2 separate regions of the Homo sapiens genome follow, and region 1 is linked to region 2. Evidence: chromatin loops called from intact Hi-C (ENCODE). Cell type or tissue: mammary epithelial cell. All regions are shown on one strand. Each heading gives the region's core, and the rest is flanking DNA. Links, peaks and the distances in the headings are about the cores only.

What was found. A loop is a pair of places that touch in the nucleus more often than their neighbours do. Peaks named below come from ENCODE experiments on the same cell type or tissue, not always from the same donor. Only the 100,000 strongest peaks of a DNase experiment are listed, where the experiment ranks them.
Region 1: it touches region 2 in a loop (4-fold over the local background); 2 of 110 quality-filtered maps call a loop at or near these places.

The regions. Positions count from the first base shown.
Region 1 is chr6:71,476,308-71,492,561 of GRCh38, forward strand. LOC105377853 (a long non-coding RNA gene) reads left to right here. Exons shown (of 4, transcript XR_942683.3): 4 at 2,939-3,205. Among named protein-coding and RNA genes, the nearest start is that of LINC01626, 63 kb to the left of the region's middle. In mammary epithelial cell, for the core only: a CTCF peak has its summit at 6,666; a DNase peak (open chromatin) is centred at 8,214; H3K27ac peaks cover 362 bases.
Region 2 is chr6:71,181,822-71,198,075 of GRCh38, forward strand. It overlaps the pseudogene RNU6-411P. Among named protein-coding and RNA genes, the nearest start is that of OGFRL1, 99 kb to the right of the region's middle. In mammary epithelial cell, for the core only: a CTCF peak has its summit at 9,207 (motif pointing right); no DNase peak of the experiment used is centred there.

The DNA.
Region 1 (16,254 bases), core at 3,323-11,322, 290 kb after region 2:
GTGCCTATGACATTTTTAAAGGTCAAAAAAAAATTAGCAAAATAGGTAAGAATGAGTTTGGTCAATATGCATTGCTGGTATTAGGAACTTTTTCTCCCTAAGTTAGAGGGAGAACCTCACTGATTACAAGCTTCTTAACCTCATGCTTGCTCTCTCTCTCTTTTTTTAAATTTCTTCTCCTAGTTGCCACAGATTTACTCTGAATTATCTATTATATCTTTCTCAATACTTTTTGGACAAAAATAGACATTTATAAGACTCTGGCTAAGATTAGGAGAATAATCTTTGGTTATGAAACAGTGCTGGTGATTCATGTTATTGTTGTTTTATATTTGTTAACTGGTTCTTATGTGAATTACAATCTATATACCTGTTCTTGTAACAATTTTAGAACGTCCAGGTTCAAAAGAAATTAGAAACCATCTAGCGTATACTTTTAATTATTTTTTCCTTTTCGCTCGTGGATATTTTTAAACAAATTAAATCAGTGTATAAAAACAGGTAAAATCAAAGCTTCTCCGAGCCCAGATGTCCAGATTCTCATCTGCTAAGAGTCTCTTTTATCAATGGTCCCTATCCTGTGACAGGTATAACAGAACTCCAAAGCTCCATGGAACCTAGCTCTAAAGCCTATGATTTAATCCAAGCTTTCAATGGCTGGAGAGATAAAGTGACTTAGCCAAGGTCACTCCTAACTTCTGGATTCGCATTTCTCTGACCTGCTGAGTCAACCTGAAGTGAGCACCAAAAATATTTTAGCAAGCACTTACTTGTCATTCTGTAACATTTTTCCACTGGCTTACCCTGGCTGTTCTACTCCTAAAGATAATCAAGTACTTTCTCAGTGACTTTGGCTACAGTGGAAGCAGGACTAGCCAAATCAACACTGTGGGGTAGTGCCCACCTTCCAGAACCAGCTTTGGTTAGAAAAGGGAGGGGATGATCATAGGATTTACGGCACTAAAAATGAGAACCACTTTTCACTGAGGGTAAGCAGTGCACACACACTGTGGGATGCTTGTCTAGGTTCAGAAATAACCTCCTGAAAGCCTGACCTCTCTCACTGCCAGAGTGCAGTGTGTGGGGGCCAAATAAGAACATTGCAAACTTTGTATCTCCACTGTATTTGTCTGAAGGTGTGGAAAATTACCCTGCTTGCCTGGGCCACTCAGACTGTCTTTGTTAAACAATCTCACAAGCTCTGTAGAGAGTGGTTAGATAGTGAATTCACTGGAGATCCTTATACTTTTATTAAGACTCACCTCTTATTTACTATCAAGGAAGGTAACGATTGGGGCCACTTGAATATGAAGGCTGTATGTTGCACTACTTCTGAGTCCAGAAGAGCCATTAAACTAGGAGCAGTTTAGGTTAAATTGACTGTCACAACAAAGTCAATGTCACAACAAAGAGACAGATAGGGGAAAGGAGAACTAAGGTTTATTGAGCAGCTACTTTGCAACACTCACTCTTCTAATATATTTCCCCTACTAGTTCTGCAATTCCCCAAGTACTTGTGGTCCTGAGTTAAGGCATTAAAAATCACAGTTAAATGCAAATGTTATCAAAGCACCTTATTGCATCCAGCCCAGCTTAGTTAAATAGCACCAATATCCACCCAGTTGCTGAAGCCAAAATCTTAGAGTTATCCTTGATTCTCTCCATCCATTCATATAATTTATTATTAAGATGCATCAAATCCACCTTAAAACATCCCAAATCTGCCTTCTTGCCTCCATCATGATGACCTCTCACCTGGGTTGCTACGGTGCCTTTCTACTTAGTCCATTTGCTTTACACACTTTATGAATACTTATAATAACCCAGTATGAGAGCCACTATTACAGCCCTGTGAAACACAAGTATCAGGAGCACAGAGGATCAGGATCACAGACCTATAGCTACCTGGGTATTAGGTCTGTCTGGCAACACTCACTGCAGAGTCACTTAATAGAATTTTGAAAGAAGTTAAGTAATGTTAGTCATTTTGAAATTCACAATTCACAGACTATAAAGAGAAATAAGAGTTCATAAGACTGCCTTGTCTATGTTCCTCAAAACACTACAATTTAATCAAAGGCAAAAAAAATACCACTTGAAGGTCCCAGCTTGCTAATGTATTGTTAAATAAATTACCACCTTTGAGGACTAAGCCAAATGTGCAATTTGTAAGCCAAATGTAGCACTTTTTTTTTTCCAGGATGAGTGGGTCAAAATACATCGGTAATTAGAACAAAAGAAAACTTCAGTGTTTCTAAAATACAACTGAGTGAATTCCCCCAAATTAAGTTATATTATTTATTTTGAGGAAATAACAAACTGTAGCTAGCTATCGAGCAAACTTTTTCTATATGCATCTAGTAGCTAATGTTTCCAAAGGAAGGAAATAGTTATGAATATTGTATGAAATGTTTTGCTCTGACACTCTGATATTCTGAAGTCCTTATACTAATCACTACTTGGTACTGCTCTATTTATGTCTGTTGTCTCAAAGTGGTGGAAAAGTGGCCTGTAGGAATGAGGAAAACTGATGTACAAAGTGAGGAAGGAAATTTTAAATACAAAGCAATTTCACTAATAAAATGCTCAAGCAGTCTAGAGTAATTTGGGTACTTGGTGAATCATTGCTTAGCAATTCATGAATACTGTGGGTGCTTGGAATTCAATTCCATTGTCCTCTATCTGAATTGCTATGAAAAAGGTCACATGAGAAGGAAAGGAAGTTTTGACTTTCACATGCCTGTTATTGCTAAGGAAACCACTTCCTCAGTATTCACATATTCAGCATGTCTCTAGTTTTGGCTTCCATACAAATTACATCTTGGTGTTGCATTAAGAAACAAACAAGGGTGGAGAATATTTTAAAAACTCAACTCAACTATGATATGTTCACAGAACAAAAAGAGGAGCCCTTTTAAACGCCCTTTCTTTTCTGAAGTTCTCTAGGTATGCCTGGATGGAGCCTCTAAGACCTAACAGGATGTCTGAGATTCCAGGGAAGTGGCCTGTGATCTGTCAGTAAACAAATAAGAAGCTAATACAGCTTTGTTGTGTTTTCTGATTGGCATGGTTCTGAACTATCTCCTACTTGTAGTTGCAGACAAAGAAACAGGAGATGAATTACCATGTTCTAGGACTTTGTGTTCCTTTCCAATTCAAACTGCAATAAGAAATAAAAATGGTTAGGCTTCCAGTGTGTAGATTATATAACGTGTCTCCTCTCTTTTGTGGTTTTGTCTTGTTTTGTTTTTTGTCTTTTAAAGAGAAAAATGAATAAAATGAAGGGATATTTTAGAATGACTGGCTCCCTCAATGGGCCTTATTGCAAGTACAGCTGAACCCTGGCTCTTTTGGTTCAAGAATATCTTTACTATTTGACGGTTTCATTGTTTTTATTTATATTTCTATTTTTGACCCAAACAGAAAGATCTTGTATAAGCTACCTGTTTATCCATTGTAGAAATGCAACTATTTTCAATTCTCCCTGCTGCTGAGAATAATAATGAGGATCCAGAAGATCACAATTCTGAGATATCTGAGATTTATCTGCCTGAATAGCCTGGTTCTCTCTCCCAGCATTAGGATTTATAGTTCATCTTCTGCCTTTTTGTTTTCAAACTTGTTCATGAATCATAGGTTCAGAACAAAACTGTACTATTATTAAGAGCAATCTGCAAACAACTACTCTATAGTGAACTTATAACAGAAGAGTGCTCATTTGATATTACATGGTGGCAACTATGAAAGAGGCAACTGTTAGTTATAACAAAGCTGGAAGGGATAGGATTAGGTGAATATTTGGGAAATTTTATACTAACAGAGTTAATATCAAGTGGACACCTAAAACATTTAAAATGCATGGCCTTAGAAATCATGAATTTAATTTTGATTTTTAGTATACAAGAAAGGAATATATTTATAGATTCATAGAGGAAATACAGAAAGAAACTTAGTTATTAATTTATTTATGATCCTCTATGCATATGCCCCAGATATTGCACCAAAGCACTCTATTTCTGGGTTGAGTCTATGAAAAATTTGTAACCACGATTGTACATCTTGATTTCATTATGAACTGGGATGATGATAATCATGATGATGATAATGATGATGATGATATTTCTGTAGTAATAATAATAGCTAATGTATATTGAGAATTTACTAAGAACTAGTCATTGGGGTGAGCATTTTACATATACCATCTCATTTAATCCTCACAACAACCCTGTGAGATTGGTACTATTATCCCTGATCTTCATAAGAAGAACTGAGGCTCAGAGAGGTTAAATAAATGCTTAAGTTCACTCATCTAGTAAGCAACAGGGATAAGATTTGAAAACTGGTGGTCTCTCCCCAGAGTCTGACTTCTTAATCATTAGGTGTCTGTAAAGAGAAGGCCTTTCACATAGACTAATTTGAGATGCCAAAAGGCTAAAGGAAGGAAAGGATCCCACCCCTTCCTGCCCCAGCAAGTGCATGTGTATTGCTTGTATGTGATTGTTTTGAACTTAAAGAGGCAGATACCACAGTCCTCTGGATAGGGAAGGGGTTATCCCCAGCATCATTCATTCAAGAAAGGGGATGCCTTGAGTAAGAGAAAGAGGGAGAATTTGAACACCAGGCTAGATGAAAGGAGAGGTCTTGGACTGAGTGTTTGGACGGTGGATGTGCTAAGATAACAGGGACTCCCAACACCCCACTATCTCCACCTCCTGAGGAAGGATAAGGAATTTAAAAGAGATCTATAGTGGACAGAAAGTTGGGGAAAAGTTATGTCTCGGTAAACTAAAAAATTGAGTTTCATGGTATGTCTTACATCTGTTTCATATTTAAATGTTCATGCTGTGTCAAAGACATGCTCAAAGATACCAAAGGAAGAGTCATATTTGGATCAAGCATTAAAGGAAAATCAGGATTTCCCCTTCCTTCTTGCTCTTTGGGCCAAAGAGAAGATTTTGCCAAGTGGAGGGGTGAATCTAGCAGGAAAAGGTCATATCACCTCATGCCATTGAGGAGGTCCAGCTTTCATTGCCAAATTCAGAAAATCAGTTTTGCTTTCTTTCTTTTTTTTTTTTTTTTAAAGGAAGGAAACATTCTCCTCTCAGCATTTCAAAAGTATTTCCCCTACTATTTCTGCAATCTCCTAAATATTCATGTTCCTGCTAAAGACATTAAAGGCCACAATTAAATGCAAATGTTATCGAAACACCTTAGTTGACATTTAGCCCAGCTTAGTTAAACGGCACCAATTTCCACCCAGTAGCTGAAGCCAACGTCTGAGAGTTATTCTTGATTCCCTCATCTTTTCATTCCATGTGTCAATAAGATGTGTCAAACCCACCTTAAAACATCCCAAACCTGTCCTCTTCTCGCCATCATTCCAACCTCTTACCTGGGCTGCTGCAGTGCATTTCTCCTGGGTCCATTTCCTTCCACACTTGCCCCCTCTTAATTCATTCTCCACACTTCAGTTAGGGTGAACTTTTTACAACTTAATAAAATCATATCCCTCTGGTGCTCAAAATCCTCTAGTGTTTTCCCATTTAGAATAAATCCCAAACTCCTTACCCTAGCTTATAAAGCCTTCTATGATCTGGACCTGCCTATTCTTCAAAAGGCTTCTATTACTTGCCCCTTCAACCACCATACTCTACTGTGGACTATGAGCTGTTCTTCAAATATTCCAAGCTCATTCATGTGGTAGGGTACTCTGTACAAGTTGTTTCCCCTCCCTAGATTTTCTTTCTCCCTGTCTTCACATGGCTGGTCCCTTGTTGTTCAGATTTTACTTTTACTGTTAGCTCTTCAGAGAAGACTCCTTCAGCCTCCCCACTAATGTGGCTGAGTCACTCACATCATTGTCTGTTCCTCCTGCTAGAAGGGGCTTTATGAGAGTGGGGGCTACATCTGTCTCGTTCACTGTAGTATACTTGAGGCTGAGAAATGTGCTGCCACATTGGAAGATTTCTCTGAGTACCGGTGAAAGGAGAAACACACACTTATTATTAGCCATTATGATTCAGATCAATTCACATTATACCCAAGAAGGAATAGGACAGGGAAGTTTTTTACTGGGCATGAGGAGGGTGGAGATGATAATCAAATTCCATTTGTTTCACAATTAACATAGCTAGCCCTAAAGAATGGCAATAAAGATATTGATATTCAGGATTCTAAAGTTACTGTTTCCACCCCAGCAATGACTACTACATAGTCTAAAATACAGGTGCTAATTAATTCACTGTCTACATGTACCACTTAGGATTGGCTAGGATAGCATGGTGGCAACATGTAACCCCCAAACCTCTCAGTGACTTAAACAGTTGAAGTTTATTTCTTGCTAATGATGTATATTCATTACCTCTACATATTGTGGGCCCTCAGTGACCCAATCAGATGGAGGAGCTACCATCCTGAACTTGTGTGTGGCTGTGCCAAAAGGAAAGGGAAAGAGAGTGTGCAGTGAATTACACCCATCTCACCTCTGCTCACATTTTATTTGCCAGAGCAAGTCATGTTACCAGGAAAATTTGGCTGGGTGGGGAAATGCAGAATAGCACTAATGACTACCACTGGACATCTGTCTAGCTAACAAACATAAAGTTTTCTTTTCTTCCTTCACGATATGTACATTTACTGCCTCCCAGAGGCAGAACACGCTAAAGTGCCATTCAGTCACAGCACATGCAGGTCCAGTGTGGTTCCTTATGACCCAGAGATCTATGAACTATAAGACAAGTTACCTGTCCCCTATACATCTGATATGCAATGGCAAAAGCAAGAGCATGATAACTTCATAAATACTTCCATTCAGAAAGGGAAGGAAAGGGAGATACACAGGAATCACTGATCCATAGAAACCAAACGAATGTGCTGGGCAGAAGGGATGGTCCCCAGGTGATGGGAAATATTGCTTGATTAGGCTCCAAGTCTTCAACTCAAGAGAGATGAGCAGCTTTCCTACATTTGGCCTACAGAAGACTGGGGGCTCCAGGACAATTTAAAGTCTCACACAGTCACTTTGTCAGTCCAGGTTTGTTTCTTTTTCACCAGGATATCTTTTTAAAATATTGAATAAGTTTCTGTGTTGGTTATTCTCTGCCCTTTAAATATATTCCCTTCTCTGCCTTATTCTGTGTCCCAGGAGCTGACCTCTGTGGACTGCATTATCCAGAATTCCTTATACTCTGGATTTTTGTTGTTTGGGCAAGTGGCAGACACAGGTAGGAAATTGGAGGGCAGGATTTGAGAGGGAGAGAGGTTGCAGTATTTATCCCTATCCTGACATTCCCTTCCTCAACCTTTTCACAATCCTGGCAGTGGCTACCTTACTCAGCTGGTCTTAGCTCCTGTCTAAAGGTTTTTCTTCCCTGGCTCCAGACCTCACCAGGATCCTTCCACACAGTGCTGTCCCTTTGTCCTTGAGGCCTAGGGGTGGCAAAGGTTTCCTGTGGTTGCTAATTCCTGAGTACCTCATCATTCCTAATTGGTACCTTACCTCTGATATATTTCTGTAGACTACTTCTTTCATACATTTCCTTCAGTTACATAATTTGTGTATGCCATCTACTTCCTGCCAAACTGACAAAGCTTCATTTCTATTTGACTCAAACAACTAGATGTGTCAATGGCCACCCAAAGTTCTTCTCTTGACATATTTCTTAGATGTACCATATTTATATTCTTCCTTGCTCCCATGCCTCTCTCTTCCTCTTGACTTAATTTTGAAATCTTTGATGTCTGTGATACCTGGTCCAACTGAACTGAACCCATTTACTGGTTTTTGTGGAAACATCTTATTTCATTCAGTGATGTGATGGGCATTTCCTTTTTTATTTTTTGAGACAGGGTCTTGCTCTGTCACCCAGGCTGGAATGCAGTGGCAGTATCTCCACTCATGAAACCTCTGCCTGCCGGGTGCAAGAGATTCTCCTGCTTCAGCCTCCTGAGTAGCTGGGATTACAGGCGTGTGTCACCAGGCCCGGCTAATTTTTGCATTTTTAGTAGAGATGGGGTTTCACCATGTTGGCCAGGCTGGTCTCGAACTCCTAGCCTCAAGTGAGCCACCTGCCTCGGCCTCCCAAAGTGCTGGGATTACAGGTGTGAGCCACTGCACCTGGCAGCCATTTCCTTTTATTAGTTGGTTAGGGCTGCTATCACAACATTTTAGACTGAGTGGTGTAAACCACAGAAATGTATATTCTCACAGTTCTGGAAGCTGAAAGTCTAAGATCAAGGTGTGGGCAGTTTGCTTTCTCCTGTGGCCTCTCTCCTGGGCTTGCAGATGCTTGCCTTCTTGCTGTATCCTTACATGGTCTTTTCTCTGTGTATGTATTTCTAGTGTATTAGGGTTCTCCAGAGAAACTGAACCCATAGAGAATCTGTCTGTCTATCTATCTATCTATCTATCTATCTATCTATCTATCTATCATCTATCTATCATACAGAACTGGCTCACATGATTATGGAGACTGAGAAGTCCACAGTCTGCCATCTACAAGCTGAAGACTCAGGAAAGTGGGTGATACAATTCAATCTGAGTTCAAAGGCCTGAGAACCTGGAGAGCCAATGATGCAAATCCCAGTCCTAGGGCAGAAGATAAGATGAGATGTCTCAGCTTAAGCAGAGAGTCAGGAAAAATGGGTTGAATTCCCCCTTCCTTTGCCTTTTGTTCTGCTCAGGCCCACAACACATAGAATGACATTCAGCCACATTGGGAGGGCAATCAACTTTGCTGAGTCCACTGATTCCAGTGCTAGTTTCATTGAGAAACACTCTCCCAGACACACTCAGAAAAATGTTTAATATGGGTCACCCAGTGGGCCACTCAAATTGGTACATAGAACAACTCTCACACCCAGTGTTTCTCTCTCCTTATAAGAACTAGATTGGATTAGGGCCCCACCAAAACAGCTTCTTTTAACTTAATCACCCCTTTAAAGGCTATATTCCCAAATAGGGTTACATTCTGAGATGCTAGAGGTTGGAACTTCAACATGTGAATCTTGAAGGGTATAAAATTCATCCCATAACATCCTTGATATGATCCTTGACCCAAGGCAGAATTCCAGGTGACCTTTGCTTCAAAGCCTCTAGTTTCATCTTTTAACTGTTGAAGAGATAAAATCACCTTCTGCAATCCTGCAGGTTCCCAAATTCCTGGCCACTTCCTTTTTTTTTTGAGACAGTCTTGCTCTGTCGCCCAGGTTGTAGTGCAGTGACGTGACCTTGGCTCACTCCAACCTCCACCTCCCGGGTTCAAGCAATTCTAGTGCCTTAGCCTCCCGAGTATCTGGGACTACAGGTGCGCATCACCATGCCCGGCTAATTTTTGTATTTTAGTAGAGATGGGGGGGTGGTTTCACTATGTTGCCCAGGGTGGCCTCAAACTCCTGAGCTCAAGTGATCCGCCTGCCTCGGTCTCCCAAAGTGCTAGGATTACAGGCATGAGCCACTGCGCCCAGCCCCTATTTTCTTTTATTGATGTTTAAAACCTCCCTGATTGTTTCTGAAGTCATCTCTTTTTGTGGTGCCCTGTCAAACACAGTCATGCATCGTTTAATGACAGGGATATGTTCTGAGAAATGCATTGTTTGATGATTTTGTTGTTGTGTGAACATTACAGGATGTACTTACACAAACCTAGATGGTAGAGCCTACTACACACCTAGGCTATATGGTATAGGCTATTGCTCTTAGGCTATAAACCTGGACAGCATGTTACTGTACCGAATGCTGTAGGCAATTATAATGCAGTGGTAGGTATTTGTATATTTAAACATATCTAAATATAGAAAAGACACGGTAAAAATACATTATAATCATGTAGGACTGCTGTTATATATGTGGTCTATTGTTGACTGAAACATCATTATGCAGTGCATGACTGTACAGCCAATTATAATCAATACATATCACTAACACTGTTTTCCTATCTTATTCTCTAGAGCTACATTTTCTATCTTCCATATTATCCCAGGCAACAGTTTTACCAACTGTTTTGCTACTGCATTACAACGATCACTATCATTCTCGTCTCCAGTGGCAGTTTGCTTGCTGTCTACTGCCCGGTTGTTAGCCTCTACCATATATTTTAGGCTTATTTGCTATGGTAGCACTCATGTCTAGGTACTTATTTCTGTATCATTCAAGATAGATGTTTTGCTGCCATAAAAATACACATTCCTTTCTTGCTTTGTTACTTGTCTGTCAGGTCTAAAATGGGTCTCTGGTAGTCACCCAGGGACCTAGACTGATGGAGAACCACATTCCTGAACATGCCCATGTGCTATGCCAGAGGGATAAGAGAGCCACTGCATCTTAAAACCTCTCCTCAGATATAGCACACGTCACTTTTTAAAAATAGTTTTTTGACCAAAGTGAGTCACTTGGGTGCTTTTCATTTAAAAGGGGCAGGAAACTACAGCCTTACCATCTGCTTGAGGAGAAAACCCCAAATTTTGGGTGAACAGCACTAATGATTTCTGCACAGCACCGATGCTCAGTACTTGGTATTTACTTCTGGAAATTTAGAAAAAGTAAACATTTAAGATCATCTGTGGCATAAATCATAGGTCCATGACAGTATTTTTGTTTTATAGATTCTGGGCCACTATTTCTCCCCTCACACACGCAAAAACAATATCTAGTTCCCTAAGGCCACAGAATTACATATTCAGCTCTATGGGTGTCAGCTGCCTATTGTGTGTCATTTAGTAATTTCCATACCTTTTCTTTTTTACAACTAAAGAAGTCCAAAAAGAGGTGTGAAAAGTCAGGTGAAACTCTCTTATGCTTTATTGTTCTTATGATACATATGATATGTGTCTTATTCCTTTCCAAATGCATTTTAAAGTGAAGTCATATTTCAATTTGTCATTTTCATAAAGCAAGAAAGATAGCATTTATTGTCATGCATGGCCAAGCAGACTGGCAGATGCCACTAACAAATGGTAAAAAATTCTTCTATGGCTCATTATTTCTATAAAGGCTCTATTTTTTGGTTATTATTTCTGAAAAAGACCATAAACCCAACTATAAATGACAAAAAAATACAGTGGCCATCAAACCCAATTACAGTGTGTCTTTAGAGAGCTAGTGAATAAGTGAAGTTAATCACAATACCTCATATTCTGAAAAGACCTCATCACCCAGGGTACGAATTAAAGTAGTTTCCAGTCTAAAATAGATGTGTCTGTAACAGGAATCACTAACAGTGGGTTAAAAATAGAACCAGGTACAAAACCTACAGTGGAAGAGTATGCATAAAATTAGATTGTTTTGATTAGGTACATCCTTTTCTCAGAAGCTTCTCCAGGAATAAATTACTTTGCTAAAAGTCTTTTCCCTATTATTCCATCCCTGTCTCCGACTCCAAGTGATTTTTCTAAAATACAAATCTGATCTTGTCATTTCTCTACTTAAAATTAGTCCATACAGAACTAGGTTGCTATCAGGAAAGAGTCCTGACTCCTTAACTCCTCAAGGTTTAATGCCTTAACCTCTGTAGACCAACCTATTAATGTCTGCTCTGGATTGAATATTTATGTCCCTCCACAAATTTATATCCTAACTCCCAAGATGATGATAGTAGGACGTTAGGCTTTTGGGAGGTGATAAGTTCATGAGGGCAGGGCCTCATTAATGGGATTAGTGCTCTTATAAAAGAGGGCTCAGAGAGCTTGTTTGCTCCTCTACCATTTGAGGACACAGTGAGAAGGTGCCATCTATGAATCAGAAAGAGGGCCTTCATCAGACACTAACTCTGTCAGCTTCTTGGTCTTGGGCTTCCCAGCCTCCAGAACTGTGAGAAATATATTTCTGTTCCTTTGTTTTGGTACTTTGTAACAAAGCAGTCTCAACAGACTAAGACAATGTTCCTCTTCATACACTGGTGTCCCAGCCATTAAGCTAATTGCTATGTTTCAGCACTGTTAAATGAAGTTTAGCCTTAAGCTGCCTCCTTATGTATTTTAAGTTGGGTCTAAAGCTTTCTCTGAACATCGTGAACTATAACCTACAAGGAGTTGTATACAGACTGTAGTCTATGCCTGTGCCAATCACCAAGTTCCTCAAAGGTGGCCAGCTGTTCAAATTGTGTTCAGATAAGGCAAACGTCGAGCTGTAACCAATCCAGCTGTCTCTATCTTACTTTCCTTTTCTGTATGTCATTTTCCTTTTTCTGTCCATAACTCTTCTTCCACCATGTTGGCTGTGCTGGAGTCTCTGAGCCAACTCTGGCTCGACAGGCTGCCTGACTTGCCAATCATTCTTTGCTCAGTTAAACTCTTTTAAATTTAATTTGGCTATAGTTTTTCTTTTAACAGCTGCATCCTTAACATTTGCTAGTCTCTTGAAGCTCTACTTAAGTGTTCCCTCTGCTCAGAAGTCCCCTTTGTTTTTAATTCCTCTAGGCCCTATCATCACCTCTAAGCATTTATTATTCATTATTGAGGTGGGTAATTTACATGTTTCTTCAGTTTTCTAGATTTGGGGCAACTTGAGTACAGCAATTTTGTCTTATAAAATAAATGCATGTGTGTTTATAGCCCATCCCATTTTTACAAAGGCTTTAAGGAGAACAGTCTTACTTGTGTCTCTTGTTTTTTTATATCCTAAGAGAAATACTCATTTTTTTTTCTCATGTAACTTAGGCTATAGTGTTAAGTCAGATTACAGTGAAACAAATTTCTCACAGGGAGAATTTTTTTTTATATATATATAGTTTATAAAGGTTCGCAAAGGTATTCTACTAAGGTGGCATGTTGTTGAGGTCAAGCCCTTGGAGAAAGAAATGTTTGTGTCTCAGCATGTAGGTTGGCAGTATCTTATTTTCCAAATGAATATTGGTGTTAACCATCCCATGAAAATACTCTTTCTAAAAACATAACTTGTAGAGTTATATTATATTCTGTCAAAATGTGTCTTAAGTATTATATGGAATGCCCACGAGTTCCCTTGGTTGGGGCCATTGTATGATTCTCTCTCGTATGCACAACGTGGGGGAGATGAAGTTGGGGAGGTGTACCATGAAACTACATGTATTTTAAGTTGGGCCTAAAGGTTTCTTTTTACATCATGAACTATAACCTAAATGGAGTTGTATACAGACTGTAGTTGACAATATCCCCGTGTTGTCTGTATATCTGGATATTGTATTTCTAGATATCTGTATATCTGGATATTGTATATCTAGATATCTGTATATCTGGATATACTCACTGTATTTACTTTAAGTTAATTCACAGTTCTTAGTGGAGCATGACTTTGATTGTCAGTGCCATTCCAAATCCCTTTCCTGATTCACTCCGCCTACTGCCTACATCCTCCCCTGATTTACAGGTTCCTGACTGCTTTTCTGATGTCTTTTTATAGTTCTCAATCAATTTAATGAAAGAAATTTATCTGACAAAAATTTTGAAAATCAGCCTTGCCTGACCTTCCCTTGCCTTGTTCTTCTGCATTGGCTACATGGTCATTCTCTGAGTGATTTTTTTTTCTTTCGCATATTTGCCCTGAGCTCTGGCTTTTTTTTTCTTTCACATATTTGTCCTGAGCTCTGGCTTTTTTTTTTTTCTTTCACATATTTGCCCTGAGCTCTGATCAGGGGAAGCTCTGACTGCCCTCGCCTTCCTGACTGCTGAGTCACAGGTTTACTCCATCCATAGAACTCTTTGGATTTAAGTGGCCCCCTGCCTTACTGGTACTTCTGGTTTCAGTATGTTTTTGGTCCTACCACCACCAGACACTCCTAATCCCTTCCACATCTTTTCAGAGATCCTTGTCCTGATATACTGATTTATCGTGCAATCCTGGGTAATTTATTTAACCTTTCTGTTTCTTAGTTTTCCTGTTTTACAAAGATGAGCCTTGATAAGCCCCAAACTGCCTTCACACACCTTGTGAGGATCAAGTAAGACAAAGTTTGTGAAAACACTTTGTTGAGTGAAAAGTGCCAAACTAACGTAAGATATTATTTTTATTGCAACACTGTTTTCATTGAAACATCATTCCTAGATGTCATTGTCTTTATACAGAGCTATATGGTTTTAAAAATATTGATTTCTAGTTGGATAGACTAGGATACATGTAAGAAGGAAAATAGTGGTAACTATTGTTATTGACCATATACCATTTGCCAAGTACAGTGCTAGGTGTTTTTGGTCTTATCTATTTTAATCTTTACATCTATTCTGCAATGTAGGTTTTACAGAGACTCAGAGACATAAAGTATCTTGTCCAAGAATATATAGTTTGTAAGTCACAGAACAAAGGAGTGTGTTCACTTCTGTTTTATTGCAGAGCTGTGATGTTCAACATATGCCTTCCTTGAGATGCTGATATATTCCAAATAGTTTTTGCATTTTTTTTCTGGTAATATCATAAATATGTTTCCATCCTATGTACTCCCTGCTCATGACAATCATGATGTATTGGGCAGCCTTTTAGGATGCTAACCAACAATCTCCTCCTCCTGGTAATAAGATTCTGTAGTCTACTCCCCTTGAGTGTGGGTTGGACTTAGTGACTTGCTTTTAGTGAATAGAATACAACAAAGGTGATGGGATATCACTTCTGAAATTAGTTTACAAGAGACCGTGACTTCTGTCTTGCTGGCATTTGCTTGCTTCCTCAGTTTAAGGAAACTAACTGCAGTATTCTGAATTACCCTATGGAAAAGCTCATACGACAGAGAACTGGTGGCAGCCTCTGACAACAGCTGCCAAGGACCTGAATCCTGCTAACAACTGGTGAATGATCTTGGAATCAGATCTTATCCCAGCTGAATCTTGAGATGACTGGAGATACAGCTGACACCTCGATTTTATCCTGTAAGAGACCGTGAGCTAGATAGAGGACCCAGCTAAGCCATGCCTGGATTCCTGAACGACAAAATTGTGAGATAGTAAATGTTGTTTTATCCAGCTACTGCATTTCAGGGTCATTTGATACACAGCAATAGATATCCAATACACATGGTATGTACCAAGAAGCATTATTTATGAGACTCTGCTGTGCAAATTATTGATGAATGAAGAAATTATCTCTGACATGTCCAATTTTCTCACCTAATAAGCAATACCTAATAATAGCTGAAATTGGTACTCATGTCACTCTGAGTCTATGGCATTACTTACTATGCCATGCTGCTGTGCAAGGGCCTTTAGTGGAGGATGAGGGTGGCAAGGCTGCAGTTTTAATGCTCAATGTACAAGTGAAAACAAGTATGAATGTTATATCTGAAGATAGATTGGTAGCAAATACTTTATAGGCCGTGTGTCTTAGGGGGCTTCTCAAATAATAACAGTTAAGTTAGCTGTTGCTCTGCTTGGATATATAGGTACTATGACCAAAAGCAGAGATTAATTTTTGTTTTCTGAAAGGAGTCAGATAGTGCATATTTTAGGCATGGCAAGCTACATATGGCCTGTGTTGCATATTATTCAATTTTTAAAATAAGCCTTTAAATTTTTAAAAGCTTTCTCAGCTCAGAGGTCTTATAAAAACGGTCTATAGGCCATATTTGGCACAGGCTGTAGTTTGCCACCCCTGACTAAAGTTAAGGTAACCCTCAAAGACCATGGATTAATTTTAGTTCTTTATAGGATTCCAAGAGTGAATTAAGCCCCATTGTCCTAAGTCATCTATTGCATGTAATAAATTAACTTCTCACCTGTGGATCTTGAATGGTGTTTGCTATATAAATACTTGAAAAGATTGAGTAAATAATCACTCAGAATATTTTTGTGCTTTGTGGTTCAGATGACAAGCTCTGGTTAGGAAAAGCTAGTGGCACACATACTCATATGATTATTTATTCAACAATCATTAAATAAGCAGTAACTATATGCTAAGTGTTAGATTATGTGCTGTGAAATTATCTCAAAAACATCACCATCATACAGAGTGAACTGCAAGAAATTTTGAAAATAACTTAATTTCTGAAGTCATGCTCTAGCAGAAACAATGTGATGAGCCTAATAACTATTTCTCTTTCACTTGTGTAATATCCTTGCTACAGGATAAGAGCATTTTTTTTTTCTCCACGAGGCTGTGATCTGTGCAGACCTATTGATAGTTGTCTGAGAAATAATAAGACCCCCTAACAATACATGTCTTTAGTAGACCCAGATTAGACCTAATCTTTACCCTGTCACTAACTATGTGACTTCTAGCAATTACTTAACCTCTCCAAGATACCATCTCACCATCAAATGGAGAAAATAATACTTATTCCAGTGGATTGTTGTATG
Region 2 (16,254 bases), core at 4,742-12,741:
TGGAGTTAGAAGGAGATGTGGCCAGAGAGACAAGCAGGGTCCACATTGCCCATCCCAGGGAGGACCTTGTATCCTCCCCAGATATAGTAATATCCATGTCTTCATCTGTTTTATTCCATGTTTTTAGCTGTTTATAAGAAAGACACCTGTGGGCGAGTCTGAGACAGAGTTAGAGATTAGTTAACTCTACAAGTTATCAACATGTAGACACAAACTGTAAAATGAATGTGACCACTCAAGAAGGTCACATTGAAAGAAAGGGTCTGAAGCAAACCCTGGAGAACCATAACATTTAAGAGTCAGTGAAAAAGGATGAGAAGGAAAGATAAAAATCTAGGGGGACAACAGGACAGCACCATCCAGTGAGATTAAAAACAGAAATTGTATCTAATAATCGGAGATAATAGTGGGTTAGTTTAAGTTAAGTGGGTTAGTGGGAACAAAGGGCAAAATGCAACACATTGAGAAGTGAATGGCAGCAAGTGTAATCAACACTTAGAAGAGACTTGGATAAGCATGAATGGATAGTCTGTTTTAGGCAGGTTGCTTGTTTTCTCTGAAGGAAAATCCTGACTACATTCAAAGGCTGACTACATTTAAAGGTTTAAGTGGAAATAAAGTAGAGTGAGGGAATATTGCTGGAGCCAATTTTATGTGAAATCAGAAGAAAGTGGAATAAAGATTCTATTTTGATGAGTAGTCTTTCAACCAGAGAAGGAGCACATCTTCCTTTGTGAATGAATAGAGGGAAGCAGTGGATGTTAGGGCAACTTTAAAAACCATTTCAGTAGTGCTCGCTTTGGCAGCACATATACTAAAATTGGAACAATACAGAAAAGATTAGTATGGCCCCTGCACAAGAATGACAGCCAAACTCATGAAGCATTCCATTTTTTTTTTCCTAATTAAAAGGCACAGAGAGACAAGTTAGATAAAGAAGCAAAACCCAATGGATGCTGTCTTCAAGAGACCCATCTCGCATCCAGTGACATCCACAGGCTCAAAGTAAAGGGATGCAGAAAAATCTACCAAAGAAAGGAAAAACAGAAAAAAGCAAGGGTTGCTATTCTAATTTCAGACAAAACATACTTTAACCAACAAAGGATAAAAAAAGACAAAGAAGGGCATTACAAAATGGCAAAGGGTTCAATTCAACAAGAAAAACTAACTATCCTAAAAATATATGAACCCAACACAGGAGCACCCAGATTCATAAAGGAAGTTCTTAAAGACCCATGAGGAGACATAGATAACCACACAATAATAGTGGGAGACTTCAACATCTCACTGACAGTATTAGACACATCATCAGTAAAGAAAACTAACAAGGATATTCAGGACCTGAACTCGACACTTGATCAAATGGACCTAATAGACCTCTACAGAGCTCTCTACCACAAACCAACAGAATATACATTCTTTCTGTCTGCACATGGCATATACTCTAAAATTGACCACAATTGGTCATAAAATAATTCTCAGCAAATTCAAAAAACCGAATTCATACCAAACAATTCTTGGATCATGGCACAATAAAAATAGAAATAAATACTAAGAAAATCACTCAAAACCATACAATTACATGGAAATTAAACAACCTGCTCCTGAATGACTTTTGGGTAAACAAAGAAATTAAGGCAGAAATTGAGAAATTATTTGAAGCTGATGAGCACAAAGATACAACATACCAGAATCTCTGGGACACAGCTAAAGCAGTGTTAAGAGGGAAATTTATAGTGCTAAATGTCCACATCAAAAAGTTAGAAAGATCTTACATTAACAACCTAATATCACACCTAGAGGAACCAACCCCAAAGTTAGCAGAAGAAAAGAAATAACCAAAATCAGAGCTGAACTGAAGGAAACTGAGATGTGAAAAACCATACAAAAGATGATTAACAAATCTAGGAATTTGTTCTTTGGAAGAATAAATAAGAGTTCTAGTTAGACTAGTAAAGAAAAAAAGAGAGAAAATTCAAATAAACACAATCAGAAATGACAATGAGGATGTTACCACTGACCCCACAGAAATACAAAAAAAAGAAACCCTCAGAAACTACAATGAACACCTCCATGCACACAAATTAGAAAACCTAGAAGAAATGGACAATTTCCTGAAACATACAACCTCCCAAGATTGAATCAGAAAGAAATGGGATCCTTGAACAGACCAATAATGAGTTCTGAAATTGAGTCAGTAATAAAAAGCCTACCAACCAGAAAAAGCCCACCAACCAGAAAAAGCCCAGGACCATAAAGATTCACAGCCCAATTCTACCAGATGTATAAAGGAGAGCTGGTACCATTACTAATGAAACTATTCCAAAAAATTGAGGAGGAGGGACTCCTCCCTAACTCCTTTTATGAGAGCAGCATCATCCTGATATCAAAACCTGGCAGAGACACAACAAAGAAAACTTCAGGCCAATAATCTTGATGAACATAGATGCAAATATCCTCTACAAAGTAGTAGCAAATTGAATCTGGCAGCACATGAAACAGCTAATCCACCACAATCAATTAGGTTTTATCCCTGGGATGCAAGTTTGGTCCAACATATACAAATCAATAAATGTGATTCATCATATAAACAGAACAAAAAACAAAAACCACGTGATCATCTCAGTTGATGTTGAAAGACTTCATAAAATTAAACACCGCTTCATGTTAAAAACCCTCAACAAATTAGACATTGAAGGAACATACTTCAAAAATAAGAACCACCTATGACAACCCCACAGCCAATATTATACTAAATGAGCAAAAGCTGGAAACATACACCTTGAAAACTGGAACAAGATAAAGATGCCTTTTCTGTCCACTCCTATTCAACATAGTACTGGAAGTCCTAGCCAGAAGAATCAGGCAAGAGAAGGAAACAAAATGCAACCAAATAGGAAAACAGAAGGTCAGACTATCCCTGTTTGCAGATGATATGATTCTATACCTAGAAAACCCCATAGTCTCAGCCCAAAAGCTCCTTAATTTGATAAACAACTTCAGCAAAATTTCGGTATACAAAATTAATGTACAAAAATCAGTAGCATTCCTATACACCAACAACATCCAAACTGAGAGCCAGATCAAGAACATAATCTCATTTACAATAGCCACAAAAAGAATAAAATACTTAGGAATACAGCTAACCAGGGAGGTGAAAGATTTCTACAATGAGAATTGCGAGAAATCAGAGATGACACAAACAAATGGAAAACAATCCATGCTCTTGGAGAGAAAGAATCGATATGTTAAAATTCCCATACAGCCCAAAGCAATTACAGATTCAATGCTAATCCTACCAAACTACCAATGACCTTCTCCACAGAACTATAAAAAAAACTATTTTAAAATTCATATTGAATGAAAAAAGAGCCTGAATAACCAGTGCAATCTTAAGCAAAAAGAACAAAGCTTGAGGCATCACATTACCTGACTTCAAACGACAATACAAGACTACAGTAACCAAAACAGCATGGTAGTGATATAAAAACAGATACACAGACCAACGGAACAGAACAGAGAGCCCAGGATTAATGCCACACAACTACAACCCTCTGATCTCAACAAAGTAAACAAAAACAAGCAATAGGGGAAGGATTCCCTTTTCAATAAATGGTGCTGGGATAATTGGCTAGCCATATGCAGAAGATTGAAGCTGGACCTCTTCCTTACACTATATACAAGTCAACCCAAGATGGATTAAAGACTTAAATGTAAAGCCCAAAACTATTAAAACCCTGGAAGATAATCTAGGAAATACCATTCTGGACTTAAGACCTAGAAAATATTTCAAGACAAAGGCACCAAAAACAATTGCAACAAAACAAAAAAATTGACAAATGGTACCTAAGTAAACTAAAGAGCTTCCGCACAGCAAAAAGAAACCATCAGCAAAGTAAACAGGCAACACACAGAATGTGAGAAAATATTTGCAAACTATGTATCTGACAAATGTCTAATACTCAGCATCTGTAAGGAACTTAAAGAAATTCACAGGCAAAAAACAAACAACCCCATTAAAAAGTGGGCAAAGGATATGAACAGACCTTTCAAAAGCAGACATATATGCAGTCAACAAGCATATGAAAAAATGCTCAACATCACTGATCATTAGCGAAATGCAAATCAAAGTGAGATACAAGCTCACATCAGTCATAATGGCTATTAATGAAAAGTCATAAAATAACAGATGCTGGCAAGGTTGTGGAGAAAAGGGAATGCACATATACTGCTGGTGGGAGTGTAAATTAGTTCAGCCACTGTGAGAAGCAGTTTGGTGATTTCTCAAAGAACTCAAACTAGAATTACCATTGGACCCAGCAGTCCTATTACTGGCTATATGCCCAAAGGAATATAGATCATTCTGCCGTGAAGACACACGCAAGTGAATGTTCCCTGCAGCACTATTCATAATAGCAAAGACATTGAGTCAAGCTAAATGCCCATCAACAGTAGAGTGGATAAAGAAAATATGGTACATATATAGCATGGATTACTACACAACCGTAAAAAAGAATGAGATCATGAGAATGAGAATGAGATCAGGTCCTTTGCAGCAACATGGATGAACAAACACAGGAACAGAAAACCAAATAGCATGTTCTTACTTATAAGTAGGAGCTAAACACTGAGTATATGTGGACACAAAGAAGGGAACAACAGACACAAAGGCCTACTTGAGGGTAGGGGTTGGGAGGAGGATGAGGAGTGAAAAACTACCTATGGAGGAGTACTGTGCTTATTACCTGGGTGATGAAATAATCTGTATACCAAACCCCCATGACATGCAATGTACATATATAATAAACTATACATGTACCCATGAAGCTAAAAGTTTAAAAAGTGTTATTAGTAAAACAATAGGAATACAACAATAAAAATAGTACAAATTAAAAAATAAATAACTAAAATCTTTGCTGACGGCAACAATAAACATTTAAGTAATCTTTTCTTGAGCAGATAATAATGTTCCCATGGTTCAAATTTGGAAGGTATATATGGTTATACAGTGACAGCATTTTTTTTCATCTTTGCTTCTCATTCATCTGTTACTTTGTAAGGAAATAGTTTATTGAGCACTTACAATATGCAGGTATTGTTTTCCATGCTGGAAACATGTTCTCCATGCTGGAGATAACAGCAGTCAAAAAAAATAGAGGACATTTCTCCTGATGTGGGCCTTTTATTGTTGTGTGTGTGATGATAGAGAAACAGAGAAAGGAAGAGATTGATAAAATGAATTAAAGAAACAGATGAATAATATATACATATTAAAGCTATTAGAAGAAAAAGAAAGTAGGCAATAATTGTGGGCAGGTAGGCAGCTACTGTATTTATGTAGGTCAATCAAGGAGGGCTGTCTGAAAAGTGGGTTCTGCAGAGGCCTGAATGGAGTATGGGAGTGGGCTGTGAGGTTAACTGATGGGAAAGTGTCTCAGACAGAGGAGGCTATAAATAAAAAGCTCCTGAAGCAGGAACATGCTGGAGTGTTTGAGGAACATCAAGAGTCTGTGTGGAGCTAAGGAAGGAAGTGGGAGAAACAGACAAGCGGCAGTCATAGAAGAAACCAGAAGCAATGTCTGGTGTAGCTTTGTGGGCTTCAGATTGTTCCTTACTTTGAGTGTTCTGCTTGAAAATAGATTATGGTGTTGATGCAAAGCACTGGGGGGTCTCGTTAAAATGCATATTCTGATTCGGTAGGTTGCAGGTGGGACTTGAGATTCTCTATTTCCAAGCTCCCAGGTGACGTGGTTGTTGCTGGTCTGTAGACCACACTTCCAGAGCGCTGGTCTAGAAGCAATAATGAGGACATCCACTCTGCTCCAGACCCTGTAGGGGTGTGAGAAAACAAATAGCAACTTTGTGACACTTAAATACAAAGCAAGGTGGCAGGTTTCAGTCAAAGTAAGAGGTTGGAGGAGCATTTTGAGGAGAGGTTGAAGATACAGGCGATTTTGCTGATACATGGCTCAGTTCCCAAGATTGCAGTGAAAGTTTTTAGGATGGGTCAGTGTGTGGGATTAGGTCAGATGAGCGGATGTACAGAATTTTATGAAAAAGGTAAAAAAATAATGCATGTGACCCAACACCTTGAGCTGTTCATACTGACTGAGATAAGTAAGGGTGTGAGGAAGGGTGGTGTACTCCTGACATTCTCTTAGGGGAAAACATACTGTCGGTTTCAATTTTAGTCCCCTTCATAAGATTACTGTCTTTGTCAGACTGTTGTAGTGAGCTGGGAGTGTCATGTGTCAGGGATTGGGAGTCTTTCCAGGATCAGGAGGTGGTCTGGGGGTCTCCTTTGCAGTTCCTCTAATAGCAAGGTCCAGGCCTGGGGAGATGCAATGCTATCTGGAATGGAGAGAGCTCTGCATTCCTCCATGGCCACATGGTTCCCTGTCTCAAAGCAATGTACTAGTCTCCTATGTATTCTTTCAGAGTATTTTAATGCAGACAAAAGACTCAATGCAGATTAGGCCATTTCAGCACCAGAATTAACAAGCTGAATTTAATGGACGTAAGCTGCAGAATACACATTTCACTTTTTTCAAGGGCCCATGGAACATTTATACAAATTGATTCATACTGGACCATGAGGCAAGTCTCAACAAATTCCAAAGGTTTGGCACCATAGGAATTACATTCTGTGACCAAATTACAATCATTCTAGAATTCAATAGCAAAGAGATAACTAGAAAAAAAAGTCAGTATGTTTGAAAATTAAGAAACTGTTCTAGGCTGGGCACAGTGGCTCACACCTATAATCCCAGCATTATGGGAGGCCAAAGAAGGAGGATCACTTGAGCCCAGGAGTTTGAGATCAGCTAGGGCAACAAAGCAAGATCCCATTTCTGAAAAAATAAAATAATTAGCCAGGCATGGTGGTATGCACCTGTGGTCCCACCCAGCTACTTAGGAGATTGAGGCTGGAGGATTGCTTTAACCCAGCAGTTCAAGGCTACAATGAGCCATGATTGTGCCACTGCACCCCAACCTAGGTAACAGAGCAAGACTTTCTTTAAAAAAATAAAAGAAAGAAACTGTTCTAAGTAGTTTATGAGTCAAAAACATCATAAATCAGAAAATATTTAGAATTAAAAGAAAATACAATTATTTTATTATAACTTGTTGGAGGCAGGTAAGGCAGTACTCAGAGAAAAGGTTTTAACTTTAAACACTTGCATTAGATAAGAAGAAAAGACAGGAAAATTAAATTAATCATCTATATTCGAAAGTTAAGAAAAAAAAAACCCAGAAAATGTAGAAAGATAAAAATAATAAAGAATATGAATTTAATGAAATAGAATACCAACATGCAATAAAGAGGCCCAGCAAAGCCAAAAGTTGATTATTTGAAAAGAATACATTTGATAAAACAAAACAAAACAAAACAGCAGCAAAACAAAACAGCAGCAAAACTGAATTGGACAGATTCCTGGAAAAATGCAATTTACAAAAATGGACTCAAGAAGAAACAGAAAATATTAATATTCTTACTCTCCTCAAATTTATTGATTCACTTGTTAAAAATCATCATACTCAAAATGTACAGACACAAAGTGTTTTACCAAAATATTCCAGCAAATATTCTAAGAATGAATAATTCCAATCTTATACAAACTATTCCAGAGGATAGAAAAAGAGAGGACATTTGACAAATCATCATAAGACTTCAGCATAATCTTTATACCAAACCAAGGACAGTTTGAGAAAGGAAAATCTAATTTATGAATTTAGAAAAAAATCTTAAGCAAACATTAGCAAAATGTATAAATGTATAAATTGTATAATGTATAAATAGGTCGAGGAGGGCAGGAAGGGAATATGCCTCAGGAGGAAAGAAAAAAGAGATAAGGGCTGGGTGTGGTGGCTCATGCCTGTAATCCCAGTACTTTGGGAGGACGAAGAGGGTGGATCAGGAAGTCAAGAGATCAAGACCATCCTGGCCAACATGGTGAAACCCCTTCTCTACTAAAAATACAAAAATTAGCCGGGTGTGGTGGTGTGCACCTGTAGTCCCAGCTGCTCAGGAGGCTGAGGCAGGAGAATCGCTTGAACCCGGGAGGAGGAGATTGCAGTGAGCCGAAATTTTGCCATTGCACTCCAGTCTGGGTGACAGAGCAAGACTCTGTCTCACAGGAAAAAAAAAAAAAAAGAGAGAAGATAAGAGAAAGGAGAGCCACCCACCAGAAGCACAGAAGGAGGAGCTGGCTGTCAGGAAAGTTGGTGGATTGATAACAAGAATTAACTTCGCCCCCTTTACAAAGTTTTTCTTTTGAGATAGGGTCTGGCTCTGTTGCCCAGGCTGTAGTGTAGTGTAGTGTTGCTCATAATTTGGGATTTGTGGGGATATCTGGTCCCTAGTTTTGTGGAGGTTGTCTGTGCCCCATAATTATTTTTGTAATCTTAGTTGTTCTGTGTGTTCTATGAGGGAATTTGGGAGAAGCCACTGCCAACTTCACCAGATCTCAGAGCAGAGCTTTCTAGTTTCCAGCTCAATATATCTTGTACATAGGAAAGGTTTAATAACTATTTGAGCAACAAATTTAAAAGTTAGAGGTATCATTTTCTTTAGGCACTTTGTAACGTTAGAGCAAAGAGCGTCAAAATTGTAAAGGACACCTGTTATCCCAGCACTTTGGGAGGCAGAGGTGGGCAGATCACTTGAGGTCAGGAGTTTGAGACCAGCCTGGTCAACATGGTGAAACCCCATCTCTACTAAAAATACAAAAATTAGCTGGGCAAAGCAATCAGCAATAGCTAAAAGATTTACTTGGTGTCAGCATCTATCCAAGAGGAAGCAATGGGATCTCTGACAAACTTGACTTCGAGGAAGCCAACAAGCATTTATCTGGAAAACTCAGTGATCCAAATTGAAAACAGTAACTGAAACTAGGAGGGGCTTTCATGGTCCAAAACTGTCCGTGGTAAGACTAAGGAGATTGAATATTCTGAGGTCCCTTCACTCTCAAAGTTACCCAGCAAAGGTTCCTCCAAGACAAAGCTATGATCCAAACTGAGAATAAATTGTTAAGAGAATCTAAGATGAGCAGGTCGGGGACACTAGACACCAAGGAAATATAAGGTCCAGATAAAAGTGGTAAGGGAGAATAGAATCAGAAAATCTTAGAATTTAAGTATTTATATCGTTGGACATTTTATAAAAACAACCAGAAGAGGGTGGTCGAGAGACATTAAATGTAAAGAACCCAAAATGATTCCAAGCCAAGCTTCCTTTCTAAAACTTCAGAAAATCTAATTTGGTGTAAAAATGAGCATCAGAAAAGAATGAGCTAAAATCACATTCAAATTTATTACAGGGCAGGGAGAAAAAAATGAGTAGAATTTCTATAGATAATAAAGATATGCCAGAAAGATGTTCTCACACAAAAAAAAAGAAAACTATAATTTATATTTTTTAAACAGCTAACAGAAAGAAGATCTGAAAGATAAACCAGAATAAAGAAAACTTAGAAATAAAGTGGTAGAAATCAATAAAGAATTAAACATAAAATTAAACATTCATTTCAGAAATTGTCTAACTAGAAGTATAACACAAGAGCAAATAGACTCAACTGGTAATGACTCACAATAAATAGAAAACGAAAAGAAGGAAATTTTTAAATATATAAAAAAAAAAAAATGAAGGTGCCAGGGACTTAGGTGGGAGAGACGGGAATGGAGAGTCATTGTTTGATGGGTATAAATTTCAGTTTTGCAAGATGCGAAGAGTTCTGGAGATGGATGGTGGTGCTGACTGCACAACAATGTGAATGTGCTTAATGTCACTGACTGTGCACTTCAAAATGGTTACGATGGTAAATTTTATGTTATGTGTGTTTTGTCACAATTAAAAAGTGAAAGGAATGAAAAAGGAAATGAAGGAAGAGATGAAAAGTGTTAGTAAGAACATGATCAATTCAGAAGACAGGCAGAGAAGATCTGACGTATCTATATAAAAATTAGGAATCCATGAATGAAAAATCAAAACAAGTTAGAAGAAGCACCTGATTATAATGCACCAAAACTTTGATCAGATGAAAAAATGTGAAGTTACGTATTGAAGGAGCACATTGTATACCTGGAAAAGTTGACCCAGAACAAATATCTGAGCCATAGACCAAGTGACTTATGAAGGAAAGAAAAAGGAATTGTTATCATGCTTTTCAATAACAATTTCTCCTACCAGAAGAAAACAGAGTAACACATTTAAAATGTTGAAGGGAAAGAAACAGTAAGCCCAAGATTTTATATTCAACCACACTTTTTTTTAAGTATAAAGGGAGCAAGCTGTCACCTGGAAGCCAGAACTGAAAAATACTGCTTCTGTGAATCCTTCCTTGGGTATACAGTAGCTTCAGACAACCAAAATTACTAGAGAAATATTGACATAAAGATGGATGGTGGGCGTTGAGCATATATTTACGTGAAGAACAAAGGAAGGACATAAGAACAGAGTGTGGTAATGGCTCTATGCTCTGACAATATAGATACAGCATAATTAAAAGAAAACAAGGAGAGAATGAGAATATCATGTAAAAACATTTGAAACAGTTTTTCAGTAATTATACTGGTAGTAGTTTTGATAGTGTTATTTTGAGAATGTTTTGTGTGACATGGACAAAACATTCAATCATCCCCATTGTCCTTGCAACCCAGGATTCTTGCTGAAGACAAAAAGAGATTTGAACATAAGGTAGAAGAGTTTAAGTAACATTGAAATCTGAATTTGAATTATAGTGTGAACATACGAGGTATTTTATCTTTAAATAAATGAGTGATATTTACATATATAGTTGTATATATTAAATAATCATTGTCATATAATTATTGTTTATATATTTTACCATGCATATAATTATATAGAATTATCAATAGATATAAAGGACTAAGTTCTGATAGAGAGGTACGTTCTATAGGAAATAATAATAGTTATAATGATAAATACATAATTATTATTAAAGGAATAGGAAATTGTACCATAATAAAAATATATATATTTGATCTCTATCCCCAGTTCCTGACACAGAGCTCCAAAAATCCTTGTAATTTCCCGAGTAATCAGGGAGCTAGGTTCATCTTTGTTCTAATATTTTGTCTTTGACCTGGTTCCTGACACAGAACTTGTAACCCTTTGGAATTTTCTGGGTGCTAGGAGAATCTTTTGTTCTAATATTTGTTCTTTGACCTGGTTCCTAACGCAGAGCTCCCAAGACCTTTGTAATTTCCTGAGTGACAGCAGCACCTGACACAGAGCTCCTGAATCCTCTGGAATGTCCTAGATGATAGGAGTTCTAATAAGGTGACTCTTGGTGGCCTCCTGAATGGGAGCTGGTCACCAGAAAGACTAAGCCATGATTAAAAGTCTGGAACTTTTAGCCTCACCTTTCATCCTCCCAGAAGAGGAGAGAGGCTGAAGACTGAATTAATAATCAATCATGCCTATGTAATGAAGCCTTCATAAACTTTCCTGAAGCATGGAGTTTGGGGAGCTTCCAGGTTGCTGACATGGAGGGTGGCATGCCCCAAGAGGCCGTAGAAGCTTCCTGCCTTTTCCTGCATACCTTGACCTCTGCATCTCTTCCATCTAGCTGTTTATCTGTATTATTTGTAATATCCTTTATAATGCACCAATAAACACAAAGTGCTTCCCTGAGTTACATGAGCCTCTCTAGCAAATGCTCAAGCCTGAGCGGGTTGTAGTGGTTACTTCCAATTTATAGCCAGTCAGTCAGAAGTTTCAGAGGCCCACATGTTAATTAGCATCTGCAGTGGGGGCAGTCTTTGGACTGAACCCTTAACCTGGGAATTTGACTCTAACTCCAGGTAGACTGTGTCAGAATTGAATTGAATTATAGGATACTCAGTTGGTGTCCACTGGAGAATCGGTTGTTGTATGGGGAAAAGTCCCCACCAATTTTGGTGACCAGAAGTGTTGAGTGTGGGAGTAAGAAGAAGAGCTTTTTTATGTCAATTAGAAATAATTTTCAATATAGTAATATACACATAATCATTATACATATATAAAAATGTATAGATATAATGACAAGCTAGGATATTCATTCTATCTTAGTTTATTCTATTCTACAGAATATGTGTTATATTCGGCCAGGCACAGTGGCTCATGCCTGTAATCCCAGCACTTTAGGAGGCAGAGGTGGGTGGATCACCTGAGGTCAAGAGTTCAAAACCAGCCTGACCAACATGGAGAAACCCTGTCTCTATTAAAAATACAAAATTAGCCAAGCATGGTGGCGCATGCTGGTAATCCCAGCTACTCAGGAGGCTGAGGCAGGAGAATCACTTGAACCTGGGAGACGGAGGTTGCAGTGAGCCGAGATCTCGCCATTGCACTCCAGCTTGGGCAAGAAGAGTGAAACTCCATCTAAAAAAAAAAAAAAAAAGTGTTATATTCTCTCTCTCTCCTAGCTTGGTCCATTATGTCTATGATAATTACCTCCTAGGTCTGCCCATTGAAATTACCTAGAAATTATAACTGTCTCCCTATATAAGTATATATATTATGATAACTATATATGTGTGTATGTGTATATGTATATGTGTGTGTGTGTATATATATATATTTCTATATATCTCCTAGCTTAATCTGTTATATGTATTTCTGTCCATTGTAAAGGCCTGGAAACTATATTGAGCCTACTATAGATGAGCACCCTAGCCCTTGGTTTTTGGTCTTGAATTACTATTTCACATTAAAAGAAACCAGGGAATCTTGGGGAAATGGCTACTTTCAGTGCTGGACAGAAAATGTACAATAAGCCTGGAGTATCATCATAGCAGATATCAAGGAAGCTATCAAAGACTAATAGGTTTTGTCAAAAGTTGGAACCAACTTAAAGATAAGGCAGTTTGAACATCGATAAGGCCAATAGCAAAATCCACAAGATTATAATGAATTATAAAACTCCATGTAACTGTTTTTTTTTTTTTAACAAACTCTTTATTTTGAAATCTGGCATTTGTTTTGCTTTTTCTAGGTGAAATGTAACATTAGGCAACCAAATAGTAGAAAAGGGGAAGCTTTCCTCTGTAGAAGTATCCCAGTAAATAAATGGACAAGGAATCATAGAATTGGAATGTCACTGGTATGCAACCCTAGTGAGTTAAAGCCCTTGGATAATGAACATCAATGATTGCTGACATCACAAAAAGAGAATTAGATATCGTGTACTCCCTAAAGAACAAAACAGCCTTTAAACAAATTTTGTTAAAAATTTTGAACCTGTATCTGATTGTGCCTCTTGATTTACAAAAAACACAATTTACAAAAGAATACAGAGGACAGAGGAACATATTATACTACACCATGAGAATGCAATAAACTGTTGAAAATTCTATAGGATAAATTGTCCAGTTTCTTACACAAATAAAATATAGGGGAAAAAGGACAGAGATGAAAGCATAAATTGAGCGATTTAAAAGACATTACAAAATACAGACCTGAGCTATAAGATTTAGGGAAGCACACTGGGGTAATAAAGAAAAGTTAAGAAGTGATTATTGTAGAAGCCAATGGTTATCTTGGGAGCAGAGTTGGGGGTTGTCATTGGGAAGGGCACAGAGGACTTCTGGGATGCTGACCACATTCTATGTCTTGACATGACGATGGTTAGAAGGATATTCACTTTATACATTTGAAATACCATTTCTGTAATTAACACAAAAATTTTAAAAGACAATTGTCCTTAAGGAATTTGTAATCTAGTATGAGGGAAAACACATTATGTGAGAATATTTAGAATATCTAATAACACACTATTAGTGTTACATGGTTGGTCTCCAAAATAAGTGAAATAGGAGTTCAGAAGAAATGTCACTTCCAACTGATGTGGGGAACTTTGATATTCTTTTTCTAAAAGCAAAGGAAAGAACAGTGCATCTCAGCTCCAAACCCACTCTTATTTGCCTTGCTTTGTAATAGTGGAGCTGAATGCTGCAGACACTTCTCCTTTGCTCTCTGATTTGATGCTCAACTCTGTCAGTAAAAGATAATAAAAAGAGATTGCAAGGTATTAATGGCAGGAAAAAAGGACTTTGCCTGTTTCACTGAGTATGCTTTTTTCCCCTTTACCTTGAATACTCTTGTATTTTATTTAGAAATAATACAAAAGAAGAGCTCAGAAAAACAAAAAACAAACAAAAAAAAAAACACCACTCACCCCCGCCAAAATGTTGTCCTGCTGGTTAACCTCTTCCTCCTCAACACTCCCTCTGTGCCTCCACAGGCTCACCCCTAACACTTCCACGGCCTAAGGCAAAAGTACAAATGGAGCTTACCCACATTTTCATTTTAAATCAATAATTATAATCTCCATTTGGTACAAAATTTGAAGTTGCAGAATTTTTTTTAATTTTAATTTTAAGTTCTGGGGTACATGTGCAGGATGCGCAGGTTTGTTACATAGGTAAACTTGTGCCACGGTGGTTTGCTGCACTCATCAACCCATCACCTAGGCATTAAGCCCAGCATGCATTGTTCCTGGGCAATAGCAAGTGGACTCGTGAGGAAGGGTGCGGGAGATCCCTGTAGTGCTCACCACAGCACAAGCTCCCACAGTTCAGTGCTGGGTGATTCCCAAGTGGCCTCTCCATCAAGTTTCTACATTCTCACAGCAGTCATATGTGTATCTCTGTGCAGCCATGCCTTCTCAGAAGTCTGAGTATTTCTAAGTCTTGCAGGGCCCTTTCCTCTAAATTTCCACATCCCTTCTTAATTCACTTTCCCTTGGCCTTAGGGATAGTAACTGCTTTCTGGAGTTGCTACCTTAGAATACCTTAGCATTTTCTTTTATACCTTTTAGTGTTTAACTATCTTTACCTAGTTAACGATTTTTTTTTTTTTTTTTTTGAGACAAAGTCTTGTTCTGTCACCAGGCTGGAATGCAGTGGCAAGATCTCGGCTCACTGCAACCTCCGCCTCCCAGGTTCAACAGATTCCTCTGCCTCGGCCTCCCCAATAGCTGGGACTACAGGCAAGCTAATTTTTTGTATTTTAGTAGAGACGGGGTTCACCATGTTGGCCAGGATGGTCTCGATCTCCTGACCTCGTGATCCACCCATCTCGGCCTCCCAAAGTGCTGGGATTACAGGCGTGAGCCACTGTGCCCAGCCAACAATTCTTTATATTAAATTTTACCAGCTCAAATTACTGGTGTTTTCTGTCTGCAGACCGGACCTTATGCTGATGCAACGTTTGTACCTGAGACTACGGAAGACAAACACACATTTACATAGATAGTGGTGAGCTGTTGAAGGTTTCTGAGGAAAAAAATGATACTCTTTCAATTTTTATTTTTAAAATTAGAAATTGACAAATTATAGTTGAATATATTTAAAACATGATGTTCTTAAAATATTGTATCAGAAAGTTAAATGTGGCTGACTTGTTTAGAAGAGGGAAAGGCAGGAGGGTTCAGACATGCCAGCGAGAGGTAATAAGCGTGATTGAGGGTTGGCAGAGGAGACGGAAAGGAGAGGGTGATCTGAGGAATTCTAAGCAGGAATTAACGGGATTTAGGACTGCTCAGAGACAGAAGCAAAGGAGATGTTGATCATTTCAAGCCATATAATTTCAACATATCAGGAATGTTGATCCTTTTAAGCCAAGGATACTGAAAAGGAGAAGGAACTGGTACTGGGAGCAAGGTGGTGATTCAAGTCTTAGATATTTCGAGTTTTAAATGACAATGACGTATCTGGGTAAAAATTTTCTGGGAAGCAGTTAGTATAAAGGTCTAAAGTTCTAGGAGAGGCCATTGTCCTGGCTATAAGTTATTATTCGTTTACTCTTTGAGACACATTCACTGAATATCTGCTATGTTCTGGGTGTTGGGATTTAGAGTTGACTCCAAACATACGTGGTCTCTGCCTTAGGGAGCACGTATTTCAGTTGGGACACTGTAGGCAACACCTCTGGAAGATGCCTTATAAATCATTCTAGTATCCTCCTCCAACACCTGACATTGAGGTCCTGAGGGCCTAATTGGATGTCCAAAGCTTTTCAAATTTAGTAACAAAGTGAGAAATTGAATTCAGCTATTCTGATACACAGCTAATACCTAATACTTTCTTTTTACCAGACCAGGCTGCCTGTCTAGACACAGAAGGCAAGTAATGCACTCCTTCCTACTCCCACTCATTGAAATATGATCTCAGCTCTTTATTGAAGTGACTGCTGCAAGTTGAAGTGCTTCTCTTTCTGTGAGAATTTTACTTTTAACAAACATTGAAACC